Linked DNA regions of Mus musculus: all the other regions are linked to region 1. Evidence: chromatin loops called from intact Hi-C (ENCODE). Cell type or tissue: left cerebral cortex. All regions are shown on one strand. Links, peaks and the distances in the headings refer to the core of each region. The heading gives the core; the rest is flanking DNA.

Evidence for each region. Peaks named below come from ENCODE experiments on the same cell type or tissue, not always from the same donor. Only the 100,000 strongest peaks of a DNase experiment are listed, where the experiment ranks them.
Region 2: it touches region 1 in a loop (3-fold over the local background); 2 of 42 quality-filtered maps call a loop at or near these places.
Region 3: a loop joins it to region 1, with 7 times the contacts of the local background. A loop is called at or near these places in 9 of 42 quality-filtered maps.

Annotation. Positions count from the first base shown.
Region 1 is chr12:27,595,207-27,603,326 of GRCm38, reverse strand. It overlaps Gm4166 (a long non-coding RNA gene), which reads right to left and starts at 5,128. Exons shown (of 4, transcript XR_381387.2): 1 at 5,013-5,128; 2 at 1,274-1,321. In left cerebral cortex, for the core only: a CTCF peak has its summit at 3,974 (motif pointing left); DNase peaks (open chromatin) are centred at 3,974, 5,412 and 5,744.
Region 2 is chr12:27,927,714-27,935,833 of GRCm38, reverse strand. No RefSeq gene overlaps it. Among named protein-coding and RNA genes, the nearest start is that of Gm45941, 14 kb to the left of the region's middle. In left cerebral cortex, for the core only: no CTCF peak of the experiment used is centred there; a DNase peak (open chromatin) is centred at 3,304.
Region 3 is chr12:26,529,242-26,537,361 of GRCm38, reverse strand. No RefSeq gene overlaps it. Among named protein-coding and RNA genes, the nearest start is that of Cmpk2, 64 kb to the right of the region's middle. In left cerebral cortex, for the core only: a CTCF peak has its summit at 4,212 (motif pointing left); DNase peaks (open chromatin) are centred at 2,852, 4,205 and 5,082; H3K4me3 peaks cover 229 bases.

The DNA.
Region 1 (8,120 bases), core at 1,287-6,286:
ATGACAAACCACCTGAAAGAAGCAACTTAAAGAAGGAAGAATGGTTTGCTCAGGCATGAAGTTTCAGAGAGCCTGCTTTGGGTCTGAAATCGCCTGGTTCTCTCTGTTCTTCATCACAGTGTGGCAAAGCAAAACTACTCATCTCATTGTAGACAAGGTGGGGAAGGGGTGGGGTCGCCATATACTCTTCAAGGACACCCCATAGTGACCTACTTCCTCCAACTCCTCCCACTTCTAGTTCTATCAGCTTCTCAATAATGGCTACATATTATTAGTTCATTCACATTTTAACCCACTAGCTAGGTGAGGGATTCTATGGTCAAATCATTTCCCAAATATGTACCTCCAGACACTGCATTTGGGACTAAGCCTTCAATACTTTCATATTAGTACTCTGAAATGTAAGCATGGCTGACTCATAAAAATTAAATGTGTGGGGTTTTTAAATAAGACTTGCATTGGTCATAGTGTCTGTTCACAGCAGTAAATCCGTAACTAAGACAACAAGGATGATATAATCATAGACATCAGTTCTTTTTCAAACACTGGAATGATGGGGCTGGAGAGAGAGCTAAGTAGTTATAATTACTCCCTGTTCTTTAAAAGAACCAGAGTTCAGTTCCTAGTATTCCTGTCAGGAAGCTCACAACTGCCTGTAATTCCAGAGGATATAATGGCTTTCTGCCCTCTGCAGACAGCTTTACATACACACATGCACACATGCAGACACAGATATATACATAATAAAAATAAAATGTAACCAAGGAAAACAAAACCATTTAGGCGAGTAGAACTTTTAAGGCCTCCAGGGGAGCTGGCCACCCCATGTGTGGATCTTCACTCCTTTGATTTCATGGACAAAGGGTAACAATTTGACATAGATTCCACACTTGGGATTTTCTTCTGAGTTGTCATCTATCACAAAGCCCCAAAAGTCCACAAGAATGGTTACTTGGACTCTGAAATAAGAGTCTGTGAAGATTCAAGGCCCATCTTTAGTCATGTATTCTATGCTTATTAAGTGTTTAAACAAACATTAATTAGTATAATTATTTATTTTTTATCTACCTTAACTATCTTGAATAAGAAGTCAAAAATCATTGTTGTGAGGCTAATTTCTTATAAGTGCTAATCTGATTAAATCTAAGCACTACAAGTGAAGGGTGGTCTGTATCACTGGGAAAGGCTCATTATTCCAAAATGGTAGGTGACTAGGAGAGGGGGTTTTGGTCACACAAAATTTCCCCAAAGTACATGTTGGGGATCAAATTACCTGCAGACTTATATTCTTCAACGTCACTCTCACGAGCACTGCTGCAATCTGTAAAAATATTAATCAAAAACAATGGCCATTGATTTAATCAGGAAGGAAATTTGAGGAGGGAGATCTTATGTCACATAGCAGTATTGTGTCAGATGTCTATGTACATGAGTGTATCCTGGTCTACCCAGAGATGATGATCCAGGTAGAATCATGGGGTCTGGTCCAGAAACACCACAGGGAAAGAACATGGTTCCATACACCAAATATTGTTTTTTAAAGGTAAATACAGTAGAGTGTGCTGTGTGCCTTTCTTGCACGTATGTAGGAATGTGTATTTCTTTTCTGCTGTTCTAATTTAGACAGGAGTCTGTAGACAATATCTTGCTCCCATCTGCATTGGACTCCTCTGTAACTCTGCTGGAGATAAGTTTCTGATGATCTACGACTAAAAGAGCAACGTTTAGACATGGGGCCAAATGGGAAGAAAACATGTCACTGCTGGGACTCTGTGAGAGGTTAGAAATGGTGAGGAAAGAAAAGAGATGAGCCAAGAAGCCTCAGAAGCTGCACTCATGAACAATTCTATGAGTGGAAGTGGACAAGATGAGAAGGGTGCTAAGGGGTAGGAGTGGGTAGAAAGGTAATCCTACACTGAGAAATTTACAGCCTCAGGTTCCATGTAACCACCTTGAGAAGACTGGAAAAGGAGCACAGGCTCCTCTTAGATCTAGTGTGGAAGACAGACAGGAACAGTGAGAACCACTTGTGTCCTGAAACCTGGATCAAGTTGTTACAAAATGAAGCCTTATTGACTATGAATCTCCTAGTAGGGTAGAGTTACATGGGGACTGAAAACTCAGTGTAGGACTCCAGTGTGAAGATCACCTTGACAGGGCCATTTGGGTGGAAGTTGAAGAACACATGCTCCTGGAATGGGCTCAGATGGTGATGAAGAAGAGTGCGTGAGCAGAAAGGTGGGATGTGCAGAGGAGACTGCAAGATGGAAGCTGGGCTTTGTTTTATTATTCTGACATGGGTTACTAAGGAAAGAACAATCAAGTTCACATCTGAGTGGAGACAGAGTGATGGATGTGACACGGATCCCAGAAAGAAACTAATCAACTCAACGCTTAGAATGAGAGAAAGCTTTGTGGAGCAGAGAGAGTGCACACTAGTTTTTCTAGTTAGTCTGACCAAATACCTCTCAAACAATTGAAGGGAGAAAGAGTTTATAACAGGGATAGAGTGCACTTGTTTGTATAAAAAACGCAACAAGAAATGGGATCCTGCTGTACGGAATGAGTATCCAAATGTTTTAGGGCAATTTCTTCCTTTCAGAAAACTAGCTTGAATGGGTGGAACAACAATATGAACTAACCAGTACCTCCCGGAGCTCGTGTCTCTAGCTGCATATGTATCAGAAGATGGCCTAGTCGGCCATCAGTGGAAAGAGAGGCCCATTGGTCTTGCAAACTTTATGTGCCTCAGTACAGGGGAATGCCAGGGCCAAGAAGTGGGAGTGGGTGGGTAGGGGAGTGGGAGGGAGGGTATGGGGGACTTTTGGGATAGCATTGGAAATGTAAATGAAGAAAATACCTAATTAAAATTTTTAAAAAACTAGCTTGAGTAAAATTGACCTAAAATAATTGATCTCTCTCTCTCTCTCTCTCTCTCTCTCTCTCTCTCTCTCTCTCTCTCTCTCTCTCTCTCTCTCTCTCTCTCTCTCTCTCCAAAACAGGCCTAGATCTGAAACAAGGAAAGAGTGTCTCAGGAAGGCATACCAAACCACATTATTTGAACCAACATTAGAAAGTAAGAAAAGAAAGCTATTTTAAAAATTCATAGTGTTTACATACATGGTTTTAAAATGGATGCATTGGCTTCTTGTAAGTTCAAGATTGAAATTCAAAAATAAATGTCCACATAAGCAAGTTTTCAAATGGGACTTTTGTGTTATGTCCTGATCAAACAAAGTTTGTCTGCCTTCAAGTTCACTTAAGTTAATAACGTACTGTGTAAATAACTCGGTTGGAGAGAGAAGAGCAAATTTGAAATCTTTAGGAGAAAAAGCAGCATTTGAAAACCACAAGCACGCTGTTCTTTCTTTTCTTTTTCCCTAATTGTCATTGGAAGTTTGTTTGGCTGTTTAAGGTGTTCCCCGAGGAGAATCTGTCACTGTAATCAGATACTGAAATAAGACACTCTATCACATAGGGGTACAGTTAGTGTGTGATAATTCAAAAGAAAACGATAAATAAATTGATAAATAAATTTTGTCCTTTACTGTGATGAAATATAAGCAAGACTCAGCAAGCCGGAGGCTTCGCTTTCTGGCTGCCAACGGGTGATTTTGATAGGCTATTCTGGGGAAAGGGAATTCAAGAGGAAAATAACTGCAATATTGACAATTTATTTTTGACTAGAGTTTTCTCTGTTTTCTAAACTTTTTGTAAGTGAATCGATCCTTACACAGATGTACTAGAATGCTTGGTTTGCCTGTACTATTGTTACTATGGTAAAAAAAAAAATATATGTTTAAAAGCACCCACATTTGAATCAAAACAGATCAAAACTTTTTATAAATTCTTTTCTCTTGGTGCAACCAAACAATTAACGTTTCAGAAAGATGCTTTGAAGGTCCTGGCTGTGGTCCCTGTCTGTCCAGTGATTGGAAGAAACCCTGGCTTTTAGTGGGGGTGAGCACCCCCTGGTGGATGGAGGAAGCAGCTGGATGGTCCAGCGAAGATGACAAGACAGGGGAGGATGGTTTTGCTCACTCATTCACCACACACGCCACGCGCTGAGGAGATGTCTTTAAGGAGGCTCCACTGTTATACTTAAAATTTGAAGCTGCGGGTTGAATGGCAGCGCGTGGCATCTATCTTGATGTGAAGTCTTGGGTTCCCAGCATGAAATACAGACTTCTCACTGGAGTTCGGAGATCTGTCAGTATGAAAACCTGGCTGAGTATATGGACCTCTGATGAACCCTTAGAGGGAAGGCAGAGAGTTGTCCTGACTTCCTCAGAGTATTTCGTGGGGTCCCCAAGTCAGAGACTATGATACTCACAGACAGGGACTTGGAGAATGCAGTCCTCCATGCATATGCTCTGCTAGGGTGCACATTTAATACACTCTGTAGCACTGATTTTACTCACACACGGCCAGGATATTTAGACCGTACCTTACCTCGTCCGCACTATTATACAGGTGGGAACTGAAGTTTGCACAGAACACAGTATCCCTGGGGACCACACTGAACCGGGACAGAGAGAGCCTGCAGAGCTCACTCAACTGCATAACCAGTGGGTCTCTGTCAGATCTGTCTAGCCCATGCAAAAGAACTCACAACTTTCTTTGAGAATCTTGTACTTTAAAATGCTATAGGATCTTTGTTTCCAGTGATAGCCATTGTGAAAAAGTCAGTGCACATCACAAGGGACTCTCTCCCTTTATGTTTTTTTCTAAGGTCTCAAGGATGAACCTACAGCAGGCTTCGGGACCTTTAGGCAGTTGCTCTGCCACCAAGATGTGTACTTAGGAGTAGTCCTCGGTCCTTACCTTTTACTATGGAGTCCCACTAAACCATCAGTTCTGGCCTTGAATTCCATTTGTAGTCCAGAAACACTTTGAACACAAGATCCTCCTGTCTCAGCCTCCTCACTACCTGGGATTAGAAGCACCTTTTTAAGCCTGGCAATGTGGCAGGCATTCCCCTCTCCATTTGTTAATCAGGTAGTGAAACTTACCAGCTCAAGGCTCTGCTCAGAATCCAGAGTTTGCTTTGAAATCAGAAGTGTCTGAATGTAGTTTCCACACAACCCACAGCACCTGCCTGGGACAGAGTCACAGCCGGCTTCACTGTGACAAGAAAGAGCTTGCTTGCTCTTAGGCAAAGGGGGCAGTCCTTGCAATTGGTGCCATTTGAGACAGGATTAAAAGGGAGAGCCAGAAGCCTCCAGGAGGAATGTTTCTCCTCTAAAGCAACAATCTGCCTCACTCTAAGGGAGCCCCGGGCTAGGATTTGGGAAAGGGCAAGGGCCCCATCTGCCATTTAGCATGAAATGTGCTTGTAGATGATGCTGTCTCGGTGAAGCTCTGGACAAGTTTGATTTTACTCCGAGAGGAAAAGTAAAGCGTTGAACCCAGAGTACCGACTGTTCAGGAGAGGCAGCCCGTTTGCTTTTAGAATATGTTCATCATCGTCAAACGTGAAAATTCCCCATTTGTATGTAGAGTGATGCAGGCTCTCTGAAATAGCAGGCAGGAAGAAATGAGCCCCATACCGAAAGACTTCTGTAAACCCCCAATTTTCTTACATCCCTTAGACAAGCATCCTGGAGGCACACACTGAGACTCCCAGGTTCTTTTTGTTCCCCCAAGACAAAGAATTTCACCAGGAACACCCCCTAAAACAGTAAAACTAGAGACCATTTATTAGGAAACTGAGAACAGGGGTAGATGGCTGAGCAGGAGAAAGGCACCCACGGAAAGGCTCTGGGCCAGCAGGCTTTTCTTTACATAGCTCCTGCTCCTGTTTTCTCCTCTGTCTGCATGGCACAAGCTTTGGCACGAGCTGTCTGCTGCATGTGGCAGGAAAGGTTTGCTAGTCATTTTGTCAATGAGGTTCTTTTAATAAGCCTGTCTCTCCAGATTTCTACTCCTTCTGAAGATGAGAGACATCTAGAAAGAGATCCGTGTACCTGCTGCAGACAACATGAAGTGAGTGCAGAAGCTGTGGACAGGCAGGTGAATGCCAAGGCTTTAGGCAGGCAGTGATCAGGGGGTGAATGTAAAGGCTTTGGATAGGCAGGCAGTGAGGAGACTATGGCTCTGCCCAGTGTGACTAGAGCCCTGGGGCACGCTCTTCTGGTTTTTTTTTTTAACATGTTCCTGTGGGGACCCTGAATTATCTCATGTTTGTGCCAGCCTTTAGGATGCCTCCACATCTCCAAAGGATTACAAAGCCATCTTCTAAAACAGACTTTTAATGCACATCCTTCCTTGGTAGCTACACTGAGCTACAGGTCCTTACCTGTCATGTATTCCTTAGGAAAACACATCTTTTTTTCTGACACTATCCTAAATGAAAAGCCAGCCTGGGGAGGATTACTATGTATAAAGTGGTTGAAAGTCCTTTTTGACTTTCAAATCAAGATAAACTAAATAAAACCTTGCCAAAGTCAAAATAAGACTAAGCATAGTAATGGGATACCAGGCTGCATAATACTTGACGTTGCCTCTCATGAAGAAGCACATGACATTCCAAAGCAGCGCTGCAAAGAGAATTTGCATCTATCCCTACAGTACCTACATGTTCTCCTGATGGTCACAGAAACCCTCAGGTTAGGACTGAACTGAAAATGTACGGTTGAAGGCCTCCACACTTTCTTAGACTCTCTCTCTCTCCCTCTCGTTCTCTCTCACTCTCTCTCTCACCTCTCATTCTCTCCCTCTCCCCTCCCTGTCTGACTAACTTGTACATATGATACAGTGGAAATGGCTCAGTGATAATCAGGTGCCAGGGACACACTGGTGATGTCTAGTGAGTGACAGGCTCATGGCGCATCAGTCATACTATGAGGATCCCAACAATCAGAGACACCACTCTCAGAAGAATTTGCATTTCTGAAAAAAAAAATACCCATAAGAACTTTGCTGACAATATTCTCTGTCTCCCAGAGTGCTAGATGTGGGTGTACTTGGAAGAATAAAGGGACTAGTGAGCCCTGAAAGCAACGGTCTGGGACAACCAGGAAGGGGAAGTTCAGAGGTGGGAGAAGAAAGATGATTCAGGAAAGAGAGGGCTGGGGGTAACAAGGGAGAGGCAGAAAAGTCGAAAGGAAGCTTGAGGAAGTAAGGGAAATTCCTGAGAACCAAGGCCTTCTGGCTCCCAAACAAACCATTCAGGAGCAGCCAGAGACTGTCCTGCTACCTTTTATCTGCAACTGATAAAATAGGAATGAACATCAGACCAAGCTTCCTCGGGTACCACATTCCCCAACAACAGGCCCTGTGAATGAGCATCAGACCAAGCATGTTCATGCCAGTTTCTAATCAATGTCTGCTCAGAGTCAGATGAGTGGGACTTGGCAAATCTGTGGCTTACAGGCTCAACCCTGCAATCTGACCACACTGCAGTAATAGCCATGGGGATGCTGGTGTGTGTTAGAATGGTGGCCTTAGGTGATCACTATGTTTCCAGACATCAGGGGGCCCAGGGAAGACCAACCCACAGAGCGCACATGGAGCCATCTCAGCTCTCTGTCTGTCCATGGGACACAGTGGGCCCATCGACATGTGCCAAGTTCACCCCTTTTGATCTGCTGCCATGGGGTTGATCACCCTGGAGCTGAATGGAATGTTGATGAGCTGCCCTCCACCCCTTTTGCTAGTTAGCCAGGCCACTTTGATCCCCACAGAAGCAGCCTTTTCCTCTTGTCCCTCATTCTGCAGGTGTGTGCTCTGCCCTGAGATATTTACACAAAGAGCACTTCTGCACACAGACCCAAAGGCATCTGTATGGAATTGTCAGAGAGAACCCCCACCCAATGCCAAGCTCCATGGAAATGGAACACAACTGCACTCGCCTTTTTCTGCATCCCTTTTTATTGAAATTGGATTTTTTTCTTTCATAATATATCCGGATTACAGTTTCCCCTCCTCTACTCCTCCCGATTCCTCCCCACTTCCCCTCTCATCCAGATCAACTCCCTCTCTGCCTCTCATTAGAAACTAAACAGGCTTCTACGAGATCATTAAAATAAAATGATAAACATCAAAATAATAAACAAAACAAACTGAACAAAACCAATAAACAGAAGGAAAAGAGCCCAAGAGGAGGCACAAAAAGAGAG
Region 2 (8,120 bases), core at 1,337-6,336, 330 kb before region 1:
ACTGTTACATTTGCATCGTTACTCTGACTCTTCCAGATAGCCAGCCACTTACAAATGATGGGCTGAAGAAAGCAGAGTCAAGACTGGGAACCCTCAGTCCTTCTGTGTCCTGTTTTTCTTCATGACAAAGACCAAGGCACATTAATATTCTGATATGAATCAATCAAGACATGATGTTAACAATGAAGTCAAGCAATCGTGTTAGCGTCCCTATGTGTTTGGTAGGAAACTGAACACTGAGTGTAGAATCTTGGCGCTCCTGTATTCAAGCCAAATGCTCTGTTGTCCTTGGAATATAGCATGGCACAATAAAAGTATGAATGAGAAAACACAGAGTGATTAATATTTTAAACTTTTCCTACTGAAAAAGAATTCAACTGCATATACAAAACACCATCAGTCTAAAAAGAGCCACCAAGGAAAAGAAAAGGTCTCATGCCTCAGTGACTATATGGCAATATTCCCCTGTGTATTGAATGCCTGGGTGCACTCACTCATGTGGTTATGAGCAGCTTCTGCTTGAAGTGATGCGACTTTAGCACCGTTAAACATGGAGCATGGTGACAACAGATCTGATTCCAAGGGAAAGGTCCCCAACAGTCTTGAAAGCTTTCAGAGTTTTTGTGCCAATTTTAAAAAAAATGTATTAAATTCCCCTTGAGCCTCAAACACATCAAATATTAATAATAAGGAAAAATTACTACAGAAAAATCTATTTGTACTACAATGAATGCATTATAAGGAGTAGTTGGAAATTCATATCTCTCTCCAAATCTATGCAGATCTATTAGCCTCTCAGTTACGTGGGAAGAGTCATCACTTTCAGGCTGCAGGAGAGCTGTGGCTCTCAGATCAAGACCTCTTCTCTGTGCTCACCTTTGTCACAGCTCTGTGAGCCTTTTGTCCAAGCTCTCTGTCTGCCTCTAGAGTATTCCATCTTCAGTCTTGGCTTTTTAGCTTGCACCTCAGTTTGAGAAAAACCACCAGGGAAAGGATCTGGCACAGTGTTGGTAGCATCACTAAAATGTGTTAGAATAGATGTCTGACTTCAAAATAAAAGTATCTGCAAAGATCTGGTGAAACGTCTGCACCCAATCACTTTCCTGCCCAAGTCCACGTGGATATATGCTAACAGTGATCAGAAATAAAACTTGATTTGTCGACATTTTACTTGTGAGTTTTTGTTAAAAGTAAAACCATAGAAGTAGATTGGTGTACTGTTTGGTCAATCAATTTCTCAATTAATTTTAATAATAGGTAATTATTGCCATGAAAATGCTTTATGTTGACAAGTTGTTCAACTAGAACCTAAGTGTCATTTACTCTGCATATCAACCTTTGTGAGCAAAGGCAGTGTAGTCCCCACTTTCCAAGGCAGGGAGATAGATGGAGGCTTAGGGAAGAACGGCATGACCAAAGTCACAGAGCTGGACATCCCAGATCCTAACCAAGTATTCAGTGAAAAGGTAAATTAAAATGTCTGCAGAGAACACGTTAAGAGGGAAGTCCCCAGCTCTTTGTGTGGAGTGCTCTGTTCCCTGTGTATGAGAGTGCTCCCAGGTAGGAGGACTCCCTACCAGAGAATGTTTTGTCCTCTTCTCCTTCCCCGTTCTATTCTGTTCCTCCTCCTCCACTCCCCCACCCCTCTCCTTTTCCTTCCCTCTTCTCTTCCACTCCTCTTCCCTTTCCTTCCTCCCCACTTTTCCTGCTCCTTCCTCCCGCTCTCAGTTCTGCTATTCCTCCTATTAGAGAAATAGAGATTTCTTCTATTAGAGAAATCATGCACCTGCCAAGGTGGACTCTTCAGTGGGGAAGGGCAGAATCACAAGGCTCTGAGAACTGAGACTAGACCTTCAGCTCTGCTTCTATGTGTGGCCTGCAAAAGTCCCTTCCTCGTTGTCTGTCTTTTCTCTGTTGGATTCCATCTTTTCCTACCCCAGTGCCCAATACATAAACTGAGAACCCCCTGTTCCAATGACAGCCACTCTCTGCCTCCTTTTGGAAAGCCTTTCACCGGAAATGTCAGCAGCTCTCCTGGAAGACTGCTGGGTCCTGAGCCAACATCTTTGTCCTTGAATGAGCACACATTGCTCTTTACTACCGTACCATCTCAGCATGGGACCATGTATGTACATCAAGTAAACTCCTGGCCCTTTTCTGTCTTCCCAACTATAGAATGTAACCTTCCAGAACTGCATTTCTGGTTGGTTTGTGGCTCTACCATCCTGATATCACCAGGCTGTGCTGTTCTCTCTGCTTTCTGAGCACACTATCAGCTTGGCTCTTTTCCCTCTTCTCTTGGGACTCTGTACTCATTGCCAGTTAGGCTTAGGAGGATGTAGTGGTTTTGAGCTGGTGTGAATTGCATTTTGTAGATTGGTAGTGACATGGCAGCCCTGACTGTGACCTACAGAGCTGGAGCTTCCTCCTGCCCACAGGAAACAAATGTCTTAGGAAATCCAGGGTTAACTGACAAGGATGGAACTGTGACCATATGATGGCAAAAGCATCTTTCTTTCCCCTCCTATTACAGTGATCCAGAGCTTTCTGAGTTACAGGAATGAAACGGTGGCCTGACATCTCCAGCAGACCCTTAGGGATTGTACCAAGCACACATTCCCGTGGTCCTATTTTCTTGCCTCAAAAAGGCAGTTGGGTTGTTCCCTTTTTAGTGACCTTGCTTGGAGCTTCCAGCATTTCCCAGATGTGTAACTGGAAGGTTAACTCTTTGGATCCCACTAATTGGTAGCTCAGCCCATCTCCTGTGTCTTCATCCTGTCTTGAAGACACCTTTCTCTGTCACAGGATTCACAGCTTTCATAAAACCGAGCCTGTCTGTGTTTCTAATCCTTTGAGAAAAGCAGTCTCGGAGCTCAGGGTTCAACCTGAGGTCAATCTCCAAATATACACGAGAAAAGGGAGAGGGATGGTGAGGATGGGGGGTGCGGGGGGGGGTGGAGAGGAAGCTTGCAGTTCCATTGGAGGAAAGTAGAAATAGCCATGAATGTTATAATTTTTAAATTAGTACTAGCAGCAAAGAGACGTGATCTGAATGCCAAGGCAGGAGGCAGAGGTGCTGGACGGAGCTCTGTGAGGATAGGACCTATACCTAAGCTCTGTTCAGACTGGCTACAACCAGTGAATCCTTGGGACTTTCTGTACTCATCCTAGCCTGCCCAATCACCTGTCTAGGGGGAAAGGAGAGGCTCATGTGTGACTGGTAGGGCCAAGTCTCCTCCCAGTGTCAGACAGCCTCCGCCACCCCCCACCCTGTCATAGAAAAGGGCTCAGGCTCACTGCAGTGGGTGGTGACAAGGGAACATCTGCCTTTCTGGTTCCATTTCAGTAATTTGAGATTCTCAGCTCAGCCCCCTCCTTCAGTAATGACAGCTGATATTTAGAGCTCTTGTGGTTTGCCTTGTAAGCATCCTGCTGTCTGAAAGAACAGACCTCAAACTAAAATCAGAGAGCTGCCCTGATTCCCAATGGTCCTGCCTTCATTCAAAACTCCCCCCATGAAACACACACACACACACACACACAGGTCCTGCCTTCATTCAAAACTCCCCCCATGAAACACACACACACACACACACACACACACACACACACACACACACACACAATTCCTACCTAGCTTTTCACAGACTATTTGAGATAGACCGGCAGTGCAGGGTGAAGGCTGAAGTGAAGACAGGTTAGAATTTTAAATAAACCACACACATTGCTTAGGAGGTGAAATGGAAATACAGAGTAGATGTTTTCAAGGTTGATGTTTAATGCAAATGCTTTGCTCCTTTCTTCTACACAGCTAGAGACACCAGGTACTGACAGAACCAGGCTCTCAGCAGGAATTTCAGCCTGATCCTGTCTCATACCCAGTATACTGTTCAATAAAATGTGTTTTCCAAAACGTTTTAGAGTCACAGACCACATTGTTAATCTCTTGATCTTGGATACCATATGTAGATGAAATTGTCCAGAGAGAAAAATGAGACGAGTATTTAATCAAGCATGTGCTTTCAAATAAGAACACATGTGGTCACTCTGTTAAGGGTAGGACACTTTCATCTTGTTTTATTTATTTATTTAGTTAGTTAGTTTTCATTTTGGGTGGGTTTGAGACAAGGTCTTATACTCTTGCCCAAGGTCTTGAACTGGAAGGAATACTTTCTACTCACAGTAAGTCTTCTTGAGATTACAAGTATGCCTTCATGCCAGGATCTCTATGCTGCTATACTATAGAGCACAGAGTAGACATTCAAGTGTGAGGTGTCTACATAGGAACCACAGAGCTTGTAGATACCTGAACCAAATATAGAGAGAGCTCTGTGTGCTTCACACAACCTCTGGAAGATTCCTAGTCTTAGGTGCTAAACACAAGCCCTGTGGGCTGATGAGGTAGGTGGCTTAGCACAAGATTGATGGCCTGGGTATGATGCTAAGAATGTGATGGAAGTAAAGAACCAAGTCCCCTGATGGGCACATGCAAAGGTTGATGCTCATGCATGTACACACACACACACACACACACTCAATGAAATAAATTAAAAAAAAAAAAGAAGCCCAAGCCATCAGGGAAACTTGTACTAACTAGTGTTGAACTGGGGAGAAACTTACTCAACAGCTCATTGTTACCTGTGACATCCATGGTGTAATGGGTTCTCCAGATCACCAGGTCCACCCATTCATATCCCCAGGGCTTAAGAGGCTCTGAGGCAAAAAGTCATTTCCTTTCCATATATTCAGCAGTAGCCTGATCTTCAAGTCTTGATGCTTGAAGTGATTTTTTTCCTGAATGGACGTGACATATGGAAAAATCATGAGTCCAGGATATACATCAGAGCTCACTGCTAAGCTGGAGGCTGAAGGTGGGGGTGGGGTAGGGCTCACAGTTTGTTCAGAACCTTAGTGTGAACTGAGGTGTGGTGGTTTGAATATGCTTGGCCCAAGGAGTGGCACTATTAGGAGGTGTGGCCTTTTTAGAGGAAGTGTGTCTCTGTGGGGGTGGGCTTTGAGACACTCCTTCTAGCTACATGGGGGCCAGTGTTCTGTTTGCCTTTGCAACAAGATGTAGAACTCTCAGTTCCTCCAGCTCCATGCCTGCTTGGATGCTGTCATGCTTCCTGGCATGGTGATAATGGACTGAACCTTTGAAATTGTAAGCTGGCACCAAATAAAACGTTCTCCTTGGTAAGAGTTGCCTTGGTCATGATGTCTCTTTACAGCAAAGGAAGCCCTAACTAGGGCAGAAGTTGCTAGGACAGGAGTCATGAAGGCACTTTTGCCAACAGGGGACAGTGAAGTAAGTGGAATTGGTATGTGGTGGGTGTGGGGGGCAGTCAGGGAATGTGGTATGTGATAGTGAGAAGTGAGGAAAAGAATGGCAAGCAGGAAGGAGACTTAGGAACATCTGCATACCAACAGCCAGAAGCTTGCTTTTCTCCACTGTCCTGTTCAGGAAGAGAAGCAGAGATGGAGGGAATTACATGGGAGATCCAAAACAGGCTGCCACAGCCAGGGTGGGGCCTTGGCTTCCACTCAGCTGTTGCTCAAAGCTCTTCCAAGTTCATTTCTGAAGATGTTTAGAATCTTCATTATTCGATTGTTTGCTTAGTGCTAGCCCATGTACGTGCTCACTGCCATGCTTGAGTTTTTTTTTCATGACTTCTGGGGATCTGAACTCAGGTCCTGGTGCTTGCGAAGCAATCACTTTTCCTGTTGAGTGACATCCACAGTCTAAGATTTGTTGAGTCCTTATCATAAAGCTTTACTTCTAACTTCAGCACAGTCTTACTGAATAATGACCTCCAAACCCGCTGGAAATTATCCTGAGCTGCCCTTTCTGCATCTTTCTTTTAGACATGTTACTGGCTTGCAGGTTATTGGAATGTTTTTGTTTACTTATTTTGCTTAATTCAAAGCTCTCTAAGCAAAACTTGGGTTGGACCTGCATGTTCCATATTGGTTTAGCAGTGGTAATTGCAAATAACTTTGCCCCTTAATTCATTTCAAGTGTGAGATTCAGAAGTTTAAAATCCAACAGTTCTGTATGCCATCCAGAAATCTGAATGCACAGTTCGTGTTTAGGATAACCATAGCTACCACTTCACACTAGTTCTTTCAATTACATTAACTTGTTGTCCTGTGACCTCTCCTGTCCTTTACTCCCACATGGGGGTAGCATGCATGCATACCAAAGCACATGTAAAGAGGTCAGGGGACAAGAAATTAATTTAAGTGAAAGAACAAGTGTGCAATCAATCAATCAATCAATCAATCAATATTTTCAAGGGGGAGGCCTGGAGATGGTTCAATGATTGAGAGTACTTGCTGCTTTTTCAGAAGTCCCAACCTCAGGACGCATGTCAAATAGCTTACAGCTGTCTGTAACTCCAGCTCCAGGAGATTGACTTTTCTGGCTCCCATAGACACACCCATGATTATGCACAGACAGATATGTACACAAAAACACATTTTTATATAAACAAAGTACTAACAACTGCCTTATCCAAAATTTCCTTATCAAACTATAAAAAGAAAAAAGTAATTCTGCCACGACCTATAATACTTTCCATGTTGGGTAGAAGAGAGTCTACGGGAAGCTGAAGCCTGGCTTAAGCTGTGTGGTCAGCTGGTCTGTCCCTATCTCCACACTGGCTTGTCTTATTTTTGGGGTGGGATGGTTGACAAAGTCTCATGAACTTTTAACTTCATTGTATAGCTGTGGCTGGTTTTAGACTTGATCATTTTGCCTCCACACCCTGACTCCTAGGAGCTCATTTGCATTCCACTATATCTGACTGAATTGGCCAGTCTGGGCCTCCTGTTGGCCACTGCTCCTAGTTTTCAAACAAGATGGATTTTTGAGCCGACTTCATGGATGTGTGTGCCAGCGCCTTGAGCTGACTCACCCTTTGCCATGAGTGCACAAATGTCCTTTGGGTTAGGCAGCTACTGCCAGCCAGTATTACTATCATCTTTATAGTGTGCACTATTGACTTCCTCAGCACATAATTCCATGTGGAGATGGAATAGCGGTGCTCTGCAGAGGCGTGGATTGCATGCATGGCTGGCTGGGCTCCAGCACATGAGGGCTGAGCACAGTCAATGCCTTCTAACAATGGTATGTTTTTCCTGCCGCCTTGACAGCTGCTGAAAGATTTTCTATTATTATCTTGCTTTTAAAAAAAATCACAGTATAATGAATTACATGCTCACAGTGTGGTAGCAACTTGTGAACTACTGTGGAGGCAACTGTATTCTCCACAGCAGCTGGATTACAGGTGTGGATGTGTGTGGCTGCACGGCTTGCTAATGAATGTCGAGGGAAGCGCCAGGCCCCCAACGTTTGCGCACAGGGAGGAAACAGAACACTCCTTGTGTTTTGAGACAGACCTCATGTTGTGTTACCGTTCTGCCTGTATGGGGGTGGGGAAAATACACATCTGAAAAGTTCACTGACAGATTTGACAGAAACTAAATGACAATGATTTTGGTATTATCATCTTGCCATCCCTGGTGGACATTTGCATGCTGCTGGTAGAAACTGTCAAATTACTGCTCAAAAAATCCAAACAAAAAGATGAAGAAGACAAATACCTTACGACTCTAATCTTGGCAAATGCAGGAGACATGCATTGTGCATTCTGCAGCAATGTTTAGGCTTTCCCATTTCTTCTGTTATAGGCACTAAATAACTGAAACCTGAGCCCTAAAATTATTCCACAGTTCACAATTTGATGATTACTACAAATGTCTTTTCCTAAACTGAAACTCAGTTAATCAATTAATTTGAATTCTGTTCTATGTTATATGCTAAATGAATACTTATTGTTGACATGGGGAACAGACACATTGACTATCCTTTGTTCTTGAGAGTAGAGAAGAAGGTTTCCCCCGGACCCTAAACAGGAGATGAGTAACATGAGTCTCTATTTCTTTAATGCTGAATGTGTTCTTTGTAGAATTTCTTATTATTTTTCTAACTTCTGTTTGAAGTAAAGATGCCCACACCTCTGGCCATCATACTAATTGTGTACCCTCTGGCAAAGATGGTCCAGTAGGTCAGTATTGAAACATTCCCCCTACCAATTCTCTTTTTACCATAGAGCCCTCAA
Region 3 (8,120 bases), core at 1,337-6,336, 1.1 Mb after region 1:
TAAAATTTCCTGTCACCCCTGAAAGGCTATAAAAGCCAGACCTTTCCTTTGTTCTGGGGACTGTTCCAGACTGCTCAGGGAGCTGGCTTGGGGATTCGGTCCAGAGATGCCAGAGATGAAGGCAGCTGCTCTGAAAGGAGACTCATCTGGCCTTCCTACCACCATCCTTCTCATCTCATGGCAGCTCTCTCTCTCTCTCTCTCTCTCTCTCTCTCTCTCTCTCTCTCCTTCTCCCCCTCCCTCCCTCCCTCTGTGTGTGTGTGTGTCTCTCTCCTCCCACCCTCCCTCCCTCCCTCCCTCCCTCCCTCTGTGTGTGTGTCTCTCACACACACACAAATACACGCACACATATTTACCCTTAATGAAGCTCCTATCCAGTCTTTACAGTGAAGCCCCTTCTCCTCCATTTAAAGTATTATCCACTTAGATCTCCATATATCCCACAGTTTATGTCTAATGTTCTCCCTCTTTCATGGCCAGAGAATCTGCTCACTCTCAACCTCCCTTGGGAATTAAGCACTAACATCTCTGTCTTAGTCAGGGTTTCTATTCCTGCACAAACATCATGACCAAGAAGCAAGTTGGGGAGGAAAGGGTTTATTCAGCTTACATTTCCACATTGCTGTTCATCACCAAAGGAAGTTAGGACTGGAACTCAAGCAGGTCAGGGAGCAGGAGCTGATGCAGAGGCCATGGAGGGATGTTCTTTACTGGCTTGATTTCCCTGGCTTGCTCAGCCTGCTCTCTTATAGAACCCAAGACTATCAGCCCAGAGATGGTCCCACCCACAAGGGGCCTTTCCCCCTTGATCACTAATTGAGAAAATGCCTTACAGTTGGATCTCATGGAGGCATTTCCTCAACTGAAGCTCCTTTCTCTGTGATAACCCCAGCTGTGTCAAGTTGACACAAAACTAGCCAGTACAATCTCAAAACATGTCTTTAACTTATAAAAGATAATTTATGAAAATGACATGAGTGGATTGTTAATAGTATAGATATGCTTTGTGCATGCTTTTTTGTGGGAGATATGGTGTATATGTATGTGTCTTGTTGGCATTCTGAATGCACGTGTTGTGGGTGAGTGTGGATGTGCTATAAGGCATGACGTACATGTATGTTGTGGGGAACTGGTATACATTTGGCAGGTTGTGTACCTCCATATAGGAAAGGGTGGATATGTGGTGGTAGGCAGATCTGTGTGTGATGTATGTTGTGATGTGTGGAATGGCATATGAGCATGTTCTTGAATGAGTGGTGTGTGTATATGTGTGACTTGTTGGTACTATGTGTTAGTGCACCTCTCACTGACAGCTCTGAGGAGTCTTAAGACTTCCTACTCCAGAGAAAGCATACCTTTCTAGAATGATCCTTGTGTGGTTACACACTTCATGAAATTGTGGTTAAAAGACCCTGGCTTTCCTCACCCCACCCCTTTTCCTGGAGATAGACACACCTTTTTCCTACTGACAACCTATAGCAGTTTCAACCTGGCGACAATTTCATTCATTCAATTTTGGGTTTTTTGCTCTAAAAATCAGACATTTCTGCAGTGAACTGTTTCCACCCCAACTCCAGAAAAAGGCTTCGCTTCCTGAGACAGAAGGCTCCGCCCCCTGAGACAGAAGGCTCTGCCCCCTGAGACAGAAGTCTCCACCTCCCGAGGCAGAAGGCTCCGCCCCCTGAGACAGAAGGATGGGCTACAAATCTGTCTTCCAAGCCTTCATCTCCTTTTCTTTTAGAAAGAACACAGCGACAGCCTTGCTCATAATGGCAAAGGACATAGGGATAAGTGTGCACGGCTGAGTAAATTAGGCCTCCTGCTCCCATGCCTGCTTGTTTAGATCCTTCTTTTCCCACACCGGGACAGAAGTCAGGTCTTTGGACATGACAGGCAAGCAAACCCTGTTCTACTTTCACTGCCATTAAAAGAGGAGGGGGAGGGGTGTGAAGGACAGGGTTAGGAGGCCAGCTGTTCCCCACCCCCACCCTTCACCTCAGAGAGTCCCTAGCCCTTCTCATCCCATTTTCTCATGAGCAGATGGCAACAGGGCTAGGAGTCCTCATGGAGGCTTAGGGAAGCCAGGATCCAAACACGGGACAAACAACCAGCAAAGCTCTAGTTGTTTGGTGTCCCACACAACCAAATTACTTGTGATTCTGATTTTAAAGCCACACAAATTAAAAAGGCATATAGATAGAGCCAATTTAGCCATCTGTCCAGTGGCCTCAGATCCCACCCAGAAGATATCCTAAGATAAGCCCAAATTTGCATCTGTTCTTGTGACTTCCAGAGAACAGCTACTAAGTCCAGATGTATGTCCATCTACTATGTAGCTCTCCCGGCCCATCCCCTGCAGACTTGATGCTGCTCACCTAGAGAAACCATCCTGCCTCAGGAAGTGTGGGAATGAGGAGACATGACTCACTGAGCCAATTAAAGTGGGAAATCCCCATTACTGATCAGGATCTGCCTGCTTGTTTCAATTAGGAGCAGCAGTGTCCCCCCTTTCCTTCCTAAGCAGAGGGTCCCGGGGCTGTGAGGAGATGGGTCTGGACTCCTTCGAGGGAAAATGTAAGAGTGCACAACTGGAGTCAGAAGTCTCACACTGGCTGGCCAGAGCTGGTGGAGGTCAGAGCTGCACAGAAATGTTTGAAGAATGCCCGTCAGGAGAAGATAAATGCTTCCTGCTTGCTGGGTGTGCTCTCCCTTTAACTCTTCTCAGTCCCATCTCTGTGAGACCCTGCAGCCCCTTGCAGCTGTGACCTCTCTAAACTGCCAGCCTCAGATGACTGACACTTCATCAATTTTGCCTGAACTGCATTTACAAGCCAGTCTCGGGAGGATTGGCCAAGTGCACCAAGCATGGGGGCATTTCCCTACCGGAGCCAGATTGCTGCAGAATGAGGGGGCTCTTCCCACCTTCTCCCAGTGGCCCGGGCAAACAGCCTAGGGGCCTCCCCGCCAAAGGGAATGAACGGACCTCTGATTATTCCTTGTAAATTTTTCATGAGGACATCTGCCCATGCTCCTCTCCCTCTGAGTACCTCTCTCTCTCAGTCTCTCTCTCCTCACCACCTCCCTCTCTGTGTTCTCTCTTCTCTCCTTCTCACTCTCTCCTCCCCCTCCTCTCTCTCCTCTATCACTCTCCCCACCCCCACTCAGGTTTCATCTCACCTCTAACCCTTTCTCCTCTCCTTCCTTCCTCTCCCTCCTGTTTTTCTCTCTCTCTCCTCCCCTCCTCCCTCCCCTCCCCTCCTCTCCTCCCTCCTCTCTTTTTTATGTCTCCCCGTTCCTACCTCCCCTTCCTTTTCTCTCGCCTCCCCCTTCTCCTCCCTCTTTTCCCTCCCTCCCTCCCCCTCTCCCTGTGTTCAGACTCCTGACAACTCATGAAAAACGAGAGTCATTGGGCCTCAGCCGCCATTAGTCAAGACATGCCTGATGTGTGAACGTGGACCTCAGGCTGAGAGGGGCCAGGCTGCAGGGACTGGTCCTAGAGACAAAAGACCAAGCCGGATGGATATTATAGATAGGTAGGCAACAAAGCCTTCTGGACCGGTAGGGTTGGTTCTGCAGACAAGGGGCTCTGTGCTTGTACATCAGTGTGGCCCAGGCTTTCCCCGATGAACACTCTTGTCTCCCTGGCTCCTTGATGTGGCTCCCTGATCGAGGGCAGAGTCCAAATCCAAACAGAGAGATTGGAGATACACACACACACACACACACACACACACACACACATATGGTGTCGAATGCGCCTTAAATATCAAAATATATTAACTCTCATGTAAGGAGTACAGGGGTGGGGAATAAGCCTCAAAATCCTTTTTTCTGTACAGTTCAAACTAAGGACCTACAGCTCTTTCTCATTACTGCGCCCAATCATGCCGATGTCCTTTTTGTGCCCCCTTTGAAGTGACATGTGCTTCAATTTATTTTTAATCTTCTAAGTGACGTCGGGACTGCAGCCTGTGCACACGTGAAGTCTCTGCCCTTCTTGGCTGTTGTCTAAAGCAGTTTGGGCCACAACAAATCAGGCACTCAGTCCAGAGAGAGCCCAGGAACGATCTGAGGCCGGGGAGATGCGCAAAAGTGCTGCGCAGAGGAGGCAAAGTCATTAATAAACCCTTCACCATACACACCTTCCCTACCTTTGTGTAGGTCCTGGCCCTGGTCCTTGGGGACCCGCCATGGAGACACTCTGTGGAGCAACAGTGCCACCCAGTGGACAGTACTGGCAAATGACTGTCCCTTCTCTCTGCAGTCTCCCTGGGCCCTAATATCACATCTTTAAGCAGTTTTCTACATGAAAGGAGGCCTGCAACTGATTCAAAGCCACCTTGCCTTGGAAACCTGAGCATGCCCATAAAAGGCAGTGTGCACAGAACATTGAGGAATGTTTTTCGTTATGTTGGGGGTCTACCCCCAGCAGCTACTCTGGGGGGGGGGAGGGTAAGGGGGGATGTCAAAGGAAAATAAAATTAAATATACTTTTAAATCATACTTAATTTACTAATCAGTTCAAATAAATATGTGTATATACAAATGTGTGTGTGCGTGTGTGTGTGTGTGTGTGTGTGTGTGTGTGTGTGTGATGTTTGTCCAGTTACAGTCTCAGTGTTTAGTTGAAACATAAATTACATTAGCCCAAGCTCTTGTAACCCTCAGTATTGAGGGAAAATGGCTGAAATATCATCATATTTGGAGTTAGGCAGTGAGGTCAAAGTCTTGCCTGTACATAGATCTCACTCACCTGATAACCTGGACGGTTTCCATTTCCCATCTGCAGTCTTCAGTCACCCAGAAGGAGGCTGACGTGACAGCCAACGGTGACTTGCCCTATGCCTGGCTAGGTTCTGACTCTGCCTATGATCTTGAAACCTTCCCTCCCCTCTCTCCTTGGGTATTCCCTTTTGTCTTCAAGCAGAATCCAGCCCTTCACCCCCTCCTGGAGCCTTTTCTCCTCACGCCTCATGAATGTTGGTGAGGTGAGCACATTACATGGGCTTAAAAACTCCTAGTGAATCCACTGGTTTCCAAACTCACATGCATCCCGGATTGGGAGGCAGAAAGCGTCCTACAGATAGGGAATCCAGCCAAGGCCTGCCTCTTTCTGAGTCATCTGCAGTACAGAGTGGACTTCTCATACATAAACAAAAAGGATGGTTAATGCTTATTTTAACCAGTCTGTTACTTGAAGCCTTTAAATACTGCCCTACGGCATCTTGTAGAAAACATCGTTTGGTGCAGACTTTAAATAACTTAATATAAAATCATCGTGAGGGGAGGAGCTGAAAATCATCAACTCTGTGAAAGAATGTGAAATATGACCTAAAGTACATTAGATCCAGATCATTAAAGTCATCAAGTCATCGTCTTTCTCGTCCCCACCCACTGCAATGACTGACTTTGCTTACTGCCGTCACACGCCCTGCAAGGCTCTCAGTTGAGGAACTGACTCCATCAGATGGTCTATAAGGCAAGTCTGTGGGGGCATTTTATTGATTGATGTAGAAGGGCCCAGATCACTATGAATGACACGGACCCTGGGAAGGTGGTCCTGTGGTACAGAGAAAAGGAAGCTAGGCAGAGGGAGAGTGGGCCAGCAAACAGTGCTTCCCCTGCCTCTCAGTTCCTGCCTTGAGTTTCCAGCTTGGCTTCCTCAATCGTGGACTTTGGTCCACGACCTTTGGTCATGGAGCTTGTCACAGCCACAGAATAGCAAACTCGAACAAATGGAAAGGAGCAGCCTGCCCATGTCTTGTCCTCTAGGTTTTTGGGGCTTTATATTCTGAGATTGAGAGCATCACACTGGCTGTGATGTGCCACCTTGTGCCATTTTGATGCTGAAGAAGTTCTGAGAGAAACTGTGGACTTCTGAAGGGATCAGGCCCTTGTCCTGGCTAGTTTTAGGTCAGCTTGACACAAACTAGAATCATCTAAAAAAGAGAAACTCAATTGAGAAAGCACTTCCATAAAATTCAGCTGTAGGACATTTTCTTAGTTGCTGATTGATGGGAGAGGACCCAGCCCATTGTGGGTGGGGCAGCACGTGGCATGCTGGTCCTGGGCTCTATAAGAACGGAGTCTGAGCCATCCATAAGGAGCAAGTCAGTAAGCAGTGTCCCTGCTGTAGCCTCTGCATTAGCTCCTGCCTGCAGGTTCTTGCCTATTTGAGTTCCTGTCCTAGACTTCCTGTAGACGTGGACTATGGATACGGAATCATAAGCCAAATAAACCGGTTTCTTCCTAGCTTGCTTTGTTTCATCATAGTAACAGCAACTCAAACTACAACATAAGTTGGTACTAGATGTGGCATATTGCTGCGACATACCTAATTCTGTTGTTTTGTGGGAGGATCATGGATGGAGTTTGGAACTCTAGGTTAAAAAGTTTGGTGAACTCTTCTGTGGGAGCTTGGGAGATAAGAATTGAAAACAGTGTGAAGAGGTCAGCTCAGGGCCTTTGGAAAATCCCACCAGACCCCTCCCCTCCTGGAAGAGAAAGGTCATGGAGCACTTAGGCACCCCTCCTCTCTGGAAAAGAGGCTTAATTACATTTATCATACCATGTGGGGACTTGGGGGGAACCGACCACCAGCCACCTGAGTGTGGGGGAGGCTCAGAGCACTTAGACACATTCCGTGACCATTGGCCACCTACAGACAAGGGAAGTCCTTGCCACCTCATTTCCTAAAGATCAATCAGTTTAAAAGTCACTGTTCTGCCAATCACATTGTGTCTAATGGCTGCTGCTCTGAAAACTATACAAAAATTTGTCAAACATGCTGCACAGGGTTGTTCAATCTCGTTTGTGTGTAGGGCAACTCCAGCATGCTGGAACAATAAAATTCCTCTTGCTTTTGCATCGATCCCTGACTCCACATTGTTCACTCAGGGCGTCTCTGGTAAGTTAAGGCTCACCAGAGTCTTACAGTGCCTTAGTTTCTGAAGTTCCAGAGGGAAGTTCTGTGAGTCACTGAAAAACTCTATCGGGGCCATTTGGTATTTTGAGTTGAGAATCTGTGGTTTTTGGTTAGCTGGGGCTGAAGAGTCAGCTCTGATTAACAATCAGTCAGAGGCACTCATGTAAAACCTTTGCTTTGCTCAGACGATTGATGCCGGTCAACTGGAGTTTAGAAATGAACAAGAGACCCGCATCACTGATCTGGACACTTCTGGGAAGTGTCTCCATAGAGTCAGCACACAAAAGCTGTGTTCCAGAAGCAGCCAAGGTTGTACCTCACACAGGCAAGTGAACTTAGTAGTGTAAGAGTCACCTACGGGGTACTGGTTTCAAGGCATGGAATGGGCATGGAGAGCAGATGAGGATTAGCACTGTAAGTGGCCAGGATAGGCCATTGGTGAAGCTGCAGCCTCAATAGCAGTGGAAACCCCAGGACTGAATGGGTCATGGAAAGAAGTTGAGGCTTGTCACCATAAAGAGAGTCTAGGAAAGGCTCCTGATGAAAGTACAGCCCAGTTGCAACAGCGGCCCTAGCTTTTGGAAGATGCCAGTACCATGGGATGGTCACCAAGAACAGCAGCAGTGATAGAATGTAGGCTGCCAGAGCCTGAAAGACAAGCTATGTGTGCTACAGATGCCTGAGCTTGCAGAGTGACCCAAGTCCTTTGGGAGAGCCTCAAAAATTGTAAGCCAACCCTGGATATTGAACAGTGAGCTATTTACACTGTTCAGTTTTGCTTCAGTTTGATCTTATTGACTGTGCCCTGGTTCCTGCCCCTTAAAATAAGAAAGTATTTCAGTTACTTTTTATTTTATAGGAGCCAACAGTTGAAAGATACTGGATTTTAAAGGATTTGCTATTTTAAAAGACACGGAGATTTTAGTTATTTGAATTTATAAAGGCTGTGAGACTTTTAAGTTTATAAAATGTTTTATATTGTGATGCCTTTACTAATGTGCGATCTTGGGAATGAACAAGGGAGGAAATGTTGTATTAACGGGGATGGTTGAAGTCCACAAGGGGTCATTTGTGCTGGGTAGCCTTATGTTAAGGTAACACAAGTTAAAGCCATGGGAGAGGACTGAGCCTCAGTAGAGAAAACGCCTTCAAAAGGTGGGGCTGTTGCCTCTTGCTGACTGGAGGACTCAGAAGA